2 separate regions of the Homo sapiens genome follow, and region 2 is linked to region 1. The links are chromatin contacts, found by Hi-C or POLR2A ChIA-PET in ENCODE. All regions are on one chromosome and are shown on one strand. Each heading gives the region's core, a stretch centred on a gene start or an enhancer-like site at or near the end of the contact. The rest is flanking DNA. Distances are from core to core; before and after follow the strand shown. Region 1 has its middle 33 kb from the start of SYF2. Region 2 overlaps LOC105376876 (a long non-coding RNA gene).

Region 1 (3,989 bases), core at 265-2,764:
TGGAGGCAGCCTGGGAATGGAATAGCTGGGAAGAGCTGTGGGGCAGTGAGGACTCGCTCCACCCCACTGGCCAGCCTGGGAGTCAGGATCCCGGCTCAGCCCCCTGCCTGAGTGTTGAGGGCAGGAAAACAGTGCATAGAGCGCTCCTAGCCCCACGGCTGGGTAAACAGCAGCGGCCACCAGTCCCATTAAGGGACCACACGCCCTCTCTCATGCTGACTAAGCCTTGCTGTCTTTGAGCCACCCGTGTGGCCATCATTTGCTGTGTTGGGCAACTCCGTATCTTTTAATGCCTGCGCTGGTAACCTGTGGCTCCCCCAAAACTATGGCTGGGCCCATAAATCCTCACCCGGCACCTCCAAGATGTCAGCCAGCCCCTGGGACACCCCGCTGAATTTACGAGCTCTAAAGTCCAGATTTGCTCTGATGAGGGAAGCAAAGGATCATGTTGCCCATCTGGGACCTGGTGCTCAGAAGCCATAAACCACGCTGGTGACAGCGCCATGACAGGTCGAGGGCCCTCGGCGGGTCATTTGCACGCTGGTTAATGGCCATGATGATGAGGCAGTAGCTGCTTGAGAACCCCTTGTGGGCCACTAATGAAGCTTTAAATCTGTCACGGGAGGTTAAGGGAGGAGGTGCCTATTTTATCTTCTTTTTGGGGTGTTTAATCCCAGCTTTTGTCTTTTTTCTCTCTTACTCCTTTTTGTTTGTTCTACCTTGGCAGGCGCAATCTCACCACGGCCCTCTGAACACACACGTCGAATTCTAACTTGAAGGCACTGGGGAGTGACAGCCACTACATTTCCCAATCTTTTTTTATTGTCTTTGGAACAATAGTCTGCTGTGTTCCAAAGCACACAGGCTCATCTCAGATGGGGCAAAACAGAAGGAATGAGGAAGTCTGCGGGGAGCAGCAGCTGAGCGGGCAGAGGAGAGAAAGCTGCCTGGGGGCAGTGCCCACCTGGAAACAACGATGGGGAAGTCAGGGGCACTAACGTCCCCACCGGTCCAGCCAGCCTTAGCATGGCCTCAGCCACCACTCCCTTGACTCCTCTCTCCCTGGACCCAAACCTCAAGCCCACAGGACTAAATAGCCATTGGAGAAAAGAGCCGGGACTAACTCTCTTGCCTTGTCCTGGGGCAAAAACTATCAAGAGTCTTAACCAAGGAAATTACTAACAACTAGTACTCTTATTTGATCTAAGACTCTGTGGGCGTGGGTGTGGATGTGGGTCTGTGAGAGAGGAAGAGAGAAACAGACAGAGACACAGATAGACAAAAAGAGAGAGGCAGAATTGAGGGCAAAAGAGGGGTATAAGAGGAACTATTTGTTGGCACAGGAAAGAAAGATCTAGCATCTCTTGGCAGGCTGTGAATACCCTTTAATTAAGTAATAAATTTGGAACCAGGGAAATAAGTATCAGTAGGGAAACACTCGGTTTAATTACCCATTCATCTGCTTGGCTCTGCCAGGGCGCTGCTGGGCCACTGTTGCCAAGACACACCAGCTCGTGGGCACTCGGGACTGAGGCTGCCCAAGCACACATTCCAGTTTGGTTCCAGCTCCTTCCGTGTTGACAGAGAGAAAGAGAAACAGAGGTTGAGCGAGACAGAGGCAGAGAGACAGCGACGGCACAGAGGAGCAGCTGTAATTCCATCAAAGGGCTCTGGGGACCCTGTAAGCCACCAGACACAACCAGAGTGGTTTGTCACCAGAGCCCCAGTGGAATTGACTCAGAAGGCATTGTTGCAGATTTTTCCAACGTGAAGCCAAAATACAGAGGCCGAGTGTGTTCTCGGAGCCGTGCGTCACTGCGAAGGAGCAAACCCGGCAGGGTTGATCCCGTGTTCACCTCCTATAGCCATTGCAGTGAGCAGTGTAGCCAGCCACACACTGTGGGCGCCTCCACCAGGAACTCAGAGCCCCGCAGAGGGCGAGGCAGTGTCCGGGGAGACAGCCTAGAAACCAGAAGCAAAAAGCCTTCAGGATTCTATTTCCACGTCCAGGGTAGAGCTGAAAGACCTGAGGCTCTGGGCCTAATTACAGAGCTTGGGGTCCTGGGTCAGTGCCACAGAAGCCACTCACAAGGCCCTCCCAAGGTGTCGTGCAGAAGGAGAAGGTGGGAGGAGCCGAGAGGAAGGGAAGACCCCCCTGAGCAACGTGAGACCAAGGCTCGTGAGACCTACACTGCCTTGTAGGTCTCTGGGGTCTGTGGCTTTGAGTTCGGCAGCATTTCTAGAATCCAAGAGAAGAGAAAAGTGAGGAGGCTTTGGGAGACAACTCTAAGGTGCCCAGGGGTGACGGAGGAGGTACTTCCTGACCTCCACCAGGGATCCCAAGCCTCAGTCCCTTGTTTCCAGGGCTTTCTCCCCACGTGGAGGATGGGGGGAGGTGTGCTTAATGGGATGGACCAAACCTTTCTTGCTTTAGCCTCTGATTCCTAAAATCTGCTCCTATAAACAGCTCTCGCCCAGCAGGCCCCTTGTGATGTGTCAAGAGTAAACGAATCTGAAACAGCAAAGGAGATCGCCTTCCAAATAGTCTTGACTTTAAGAATTAAGGCAAAGAAAGCATTTGCCGAAGGACGTTTCCAATTTGGCCAAATCCAGGGCTTTGGAAAAATATCTTAAGACATTTCACCAAACCCAGAGCAAAGCCGGCAGGGCCCCACTCTGGTCATTATGAGTTATTTGCAGCTTGTTTCTTGCTGAAATCATTTTCTTCTCTCTGCAGGCTGAGCTCTTCTGAGCCAGCTTGATTTCTGCAGCTGTTATGCACAACTCTTCGCCTTTACAACCTGACAGGCATTTGGAGACAGTGCTGGCAGGCAGCAGGAATGTGAGGGCCCCCGCTCCAGCCCGAGCCCTCAAGGACCCTGGCCCAGTCTCTTTGTGCTACAGAGGCATCCACCATAGTGCCCTGGGATGGCGTGCTCACAGGACGACACGAGTCGACATTCGCCCAAGCCAGGCATGGCCAGGCTGGCAAAGGCCTGCCTATCTGGGCCAGGTCTGTAGGGGAGAAGCATCTACGGGAGAAGGCCAAGTACCACGTGGTATCCAAGCTCTGACAGGCAGGGAGTCAGGACAGATGGCAGGGGCACTGGGAGAGGGTATGCGGGCACCTGGAGCTTCCGAGAAGAGCCTTAATGAACAGGCAGGGCTGAGAGGAAGTGTGGCTTGGTGGATGAGCAATGCGGCTTTGGCAGCCGATAGGGCTGGATTCGAAGCCCCACCTTGCCACTCACAGCAGTGTGGTCTGGAACCGGTAGCGTAAACCTCTGAGCCTTTGCTCCCTTGTCTGGAGGGCAAGGACCACCACAGTGCCCAGCCATAGGGCTCTCACGCTCCGAAAATCAGCTCCTGTGTGTGAAGTTTTCTCTACGTGAGTGGAGTGGCTCTTTAGGCTCCTGCTTGGTGTGTGTTTGTTTGTCTGTTTGCTTTTTGAGACAGGGTCTCTCTCTATCATCCAGGCCAAGGCTGGAGTGCAGTGACGTGATCATGGCTCACTGCAGCCTCAACCTCCCAGGCTCAAGTGTTCCTCCCACCTCAGCCTCCCAAGTAGCTAGAACTACAGGCAGGCGCCACCACACCTGGCTAATTTTTTTTACTTTTTATAGAGATGAGGTCTCACTATGTTGCCCAGGCTGGTCTCAAAATCCCAGCCTCAAGCCATCCTCCTGCCTTATCCTCCCAAAGCACGAGGATTACAGGTATGAGCCACCATATCTGACCCCTCTGCATCTTTTCTGCATTTCTTGATCCTCCCACCTCATCATATTTAGTCCCTCCTCTGTTACAGTTGTTTCTGGACTTGCCACTCCCCTGAGCCTCATTCCATCCCACACGGGCCTGCCCATCCAGTAGACCCCACTGCAGCTCCTCTGACAGTCATGGCCATCAGCTTCCATGTTCACCCTTCACCCACAGCGCTGGAGGTCGCCTGTCGGGAACAGGCTCTCTGGAGCCCTCCACAAGATCCGGTC
Region 2 (3,921 bases), core at 150-2,649, 340 kb before region 1:
TGGGCAGAGACATAAAGAATCTGCAGCCTTCGAGGACCAGGTGGAGGCATGGGGCGGGGTTGGGCAGTTTCCTGTCGGGGAGGTACTGAGAGCCAGATGCTGGCCACCACCTTCTCAGGGTGGCTGAGCTGGGGCTCGAGACAGAACTTGGCAAACACTGACCGTGGTTCTGGGACTGGCGGAGGCTGGGGCAAGCCCAGCCCGGGCTTCACAGCAGCCGTCACTGCTTGCGAGGTGCTCCTGGGCAGATGAGAAAACGTGCTCCTTGCAGAACTCCTCTTATGCCAACATACATGGCTCAGCGGTGGAGTCACGTTGGATTTTGGCCCCAATTCCGGTGCTAGCACTTTGTGCAGTGCACAAGCTATACACCCATATGTGGCAACCCTGACCGGCAGGGGTGACTTGGCTAGCAAGGCGGAGCAGACAGACTCCAGCCTGAAAGCAGGCAAGGTGGTCGTTCACAGCGGACTCTCTCTGTCCCCACAGCAACAGCATGATAAGAGCTGCCATTTATTAGGCATTTAGTCTGTGTGAAGCCCTGGGTTGAGTTAGCTCATGTTTTCTTCGTGACCGAGTAGGTGCCAGTGTTATCTTTACTTTAGGGACGAGCGCACAGGCTCTGAGAGGTTCAGTCATTTGCTTAAGGCTGTACACATCATAAGGCTTCATCCTGGGTCTGTTGGCTCTTGGGGCTGTGTCAGAAGAAGGGTGTCTCACATGGCTATTGTTAGGGGGCGTCCCGGAGTCCTGTTCGGGCCCAGGGCATTGAGGATTCTGTTTGTTAGGTCTGCGGTGGGATCTCAGCAGCCAGATATGCCCCATACCCTGTTCAGAACCACTGGGCGTCCAGAGCACGTGGAAATTCAGGCACACGGAAACCCAGCCCTCTCTGGGACACTGTAGGTGACACTGCTGACCTTTAGGTCCCCAAGAGCAGAAATCATGACACCTGGAAGTGCAAAAGGAGATCAGGAAGGTGCCAGAACTTCTGTGGTATCGCTCCCCCTCCCATACGCAGAGTATGGTCGGCGGGGAAGGACGTGAGGTTGGCATGACCCACATGGGCACCCGGCCATCCTGGCTACCCCGGCCAGACAAGCGACCTTGCATAGGCTAGAGAATATGACTTGTCCTGGACTCCTCCAGAAAATGGTGGGGGGATGCTGCTGGCTCCTCCTACCCTGGCCGCGGCCATCAGTTTGGTCCTGGGAAGGCTGGTGGCAGCTTCAAAGCTGGTGGCCAACATCTGGGGCTCTTGAAGCCTGCAGCTCACATTCCTTAAAGGAGAAGGTGGGAGTGGACCGGGGGCAGATTCTGGGGCTACCAGGCCCGTCACTCTCCCCACAGGCCCCTCCTTCAGACAACAGAGAGTTTACCGCATCCCTGTCCTAGACGGTGGCCGCAGGCTCTCAGACGGGCACTCCCTTCTGGCAGAAGCTGCTGTTAGCTTTGCCACACTCCCCACAGAGGCACCGCAGTTTGGAGAGGTGCTTAGGAGGGGCGAGCTACGGCCTTGAATCGTTTCAAGGCTGCACTCGCCAGTCTTCTTTGCTGTATTATTCTCCAGAACAAGCTCCTCCCTGTGGCCTGCATGAAAACTCGGTGGCTGTTTCTCCACTGTCAGAAAAGGTGACGTTTTTGTACACCTGGACCTAGAAGAAATCAGGCTGGGCTTAAAGAAGATCAGGCAGCAGACCAAAAGACACTTAAACTGTGACTCCTTTTGGTTTGTTTGTTTTGCAGGGAGAGGCAATTAGTGGAAATTCTTGGCCGCTTCTGAGCTGCTGATGGCAGTGTCTTGAGGGAGAGGCGCTGGGAGGAGAGGCAGCCGCGGGGAGGGGCCGTGTGGGTAGGGACAGTCAGTAGCATTCGAATGAGCCTTAAATCTATGGGAGATGGGACCCCCCAGTGTCTCAGAGACTGCGAGAAATTGAGCCCTGGAGTAGTCAGTGGTGTGCTGAGGGCTGACAGCTGTGGGCAAAGCTTCCCTGCATGACTGAGTGGACACCAGACATCTTTCTGGGCCAACTCTGTCTCCTCCTGGCTCCCAAACCCGCATTTCCCTTTCCCAGGCTCAGTGGTAGGTGTGCTTACCCCATCCTCGTGGGGCCCAGGGGGTCCACATCCAGTTTTCCTTCCTGACTGCCAGTATCGGTGACCTGTAGTGACTTCAGGCCCCATGCCAGGGGCACAGGCTGCCCACCAGCTCCTGCCTCACCCTACAGTGGACCCACTTCCAGTCCCTCGAGGTGGGCCTGGGTGTCTGATGAGCTGGCTGACCTGGACACTGTTCCCTGGGCTCTCCCTCCCTGGCCACCCTCCTCCTGCATCTTCTGTCCATCTTTTCTTCTCTCCACCCTTCCCACAGGCCCTCCCAAGGTCCCTACCTAGGATGAGCACAGTGATGCTGAAAAGAAAACCTTCCATTCCTGGAGGCGCTGAACCAGGCCCTGCACTAGGAGCTTGGCGCGCGGCCGGACCCAGGCGCCCAGTGTCACCCCGTGTGCCAGAAACTGCCTCCTGCTGCCACCCAAGGGGCAGGGGCTGGCAATTGTGGAAAACACAGGAGTCACAGTCCACCTTTCGGAGGTTGGCCAAGATGTCTCCAGAGGAAAAGACATTAAAGAGGTTGGCCAAGATTCCTCCAGAGGAAAAGACATTAAAGAGGTTGGCCAAGATTCCTCCAGAGGAGAAGACATTAAAGAGGTGTGTGTGTGTGTAAATGAGTGCGTGTGCGTGTGCATGTGAGTGTGTATGTGTGAGACCACACTTGTACCAGGCCTAACTTCTAGGCCCCATGTGAGGGGATGGTGGGGTACAAGACAGTGAGGCCCAGGTGCTCCCTGAGGGTGACCATGATGCTGGGGAGCCCACAGGAGTGGAGCTCAGCTCCTGCCAGTGGCAGTGTCTCCCTGCTGCCCCTGGCCTCGGCCATGAAGGTTCTCCACACAGGGCTCTTCTTGGGACAGCTGGGATTGTTGTTGTCATTGTTGTTATTTTATTTATTTTTTTCAAGGCAGAGTCCCGCTCTGTCACCCAGGCTGGAGTGCAGTGGCGCAATCTCAGCTCACTGCAACCTCTGCCTCTTCAATTCAAGCGATTCTCTTGCCTCAGCTTCCTGAGTAGCTGGGATTAGAGGCACACACCACCCCGCCCAGCTAATTGTTTTGTATTTTTAGTAGAGATGGGGTTTTGCCATGTTGGTCAAGCTGGTCTCGAAATCCTGACCTCAGGTTATCCTCCTGCCTTGGCCTCCCAAAGTGCTGAGATTACAGGCGTGAGCCACCGCACCCGGCCCAGCTGGCGTTTTTAACCTCGTAGGTTATGTGTTCTCTTCCCCACCTCTGTTCTCCTCAGAACAGCTCCGTGTGTGTGCATATGTTTGAGCGTGCGTGTGCATGCATGTGTGTATACATGTGTGCATGTGTGTGTATGCGTGTCTGCATGTGTGTGCGTGTGTGCATGTGCGTGCATGTGTGTGTATGTGTGAGCAAGCACACATGAGTTTTCATCCATGTTGATCCGATTTCCCTGTTTCCCCTGACTCCCACCCCTAGACTTTCTGGAGTCGTCCTCGTTAGCAGCCCTCATGATTCATTGTGGGAGGGGGATTTAAAGCTGCTCATAAAACACCACTTCACTTTCTGTTTTCTTTTCTCCCCTTTCTTTCTCGGCCCCTTGGCTCTATAGCCTGGCTTTTTCCCCTGTGCTTGGCCAGATATGTAAAATAAACACATCCACTGTGCAGGAGGAAATGACCTTTGGGTTTTGGGGGCTCTCTTAATGAGGCCTCAGCACTGCTGACAGTTCCACGCTTCCCTTTTTTACCCTTTGACGTTCTGAGACTTTGCCCAGGAGCTGGCGTCTCAGATTTCAGGTGTCCTGGGCCGCCCAGTAAAGCCGTTCAGCAAGGCCAGG

The links. Hi-C counts contacts between places; a loop is a spot of excess contacts on that map. ChIA-PET counts read pairs that join two places held with the same protein, here RNA polymerase II (POLR2A). Pooled maps may share reads with other maps.
Region 2: a map of right cardiac atrium shows a loop between it and region 1 (6-fold over the local background). The contact joins two enhancer-like sites. A Hi-C loop is called at or near these places in 27 of 168 maps with a recorded cell type or tissue (GM23248, HCT116, HL-60/S4 and 19 more), 1 of 37 single-sample maps with no recorded cell type and 6 of 50 pooled maps. POLR2A ChIA-PET finds 5 or more read pairs at or near these places in 1 of 52 experiments (Panc1).

The regions. Positions count from the first base shown.
Region 1 is chr1:25,197,282-25,201,270 of GRCh38, forward strand. No RefSeq gene overlaps it. Among named protein-coding and RNA genes, the nearest start is that of SYF2, 33 kb to the right of the region's middle. RefSeq lists an enhancer at 1,769-2,268. Within about 2 kb of position 1,515, at least 9 of the 41 ENCODE cell types and tissues checked have a DNase peak (open chromatin) inside an H3K27ac peak, as active enhancers do.
Region 2 is chr1:24,860,817-24,864,737 of GRCh38, forward strand. It overlaps LOC105376876 (a long non-coding RNA gene), which reads left to right. Exons shown (of 3, transcript XR_947082.3): 2 at 2,372-2,709. Among named protein-coding and RNA genes, the nearest start is that of MIR6731, 57 kb to the right of the region's middle. Within about 2 kb of position 1,400, at least 2 of the 41 ENCODE cell types and tissues checked have a DNase peak (open chromatin) inside an H3K27ac peak, as active enhancers do.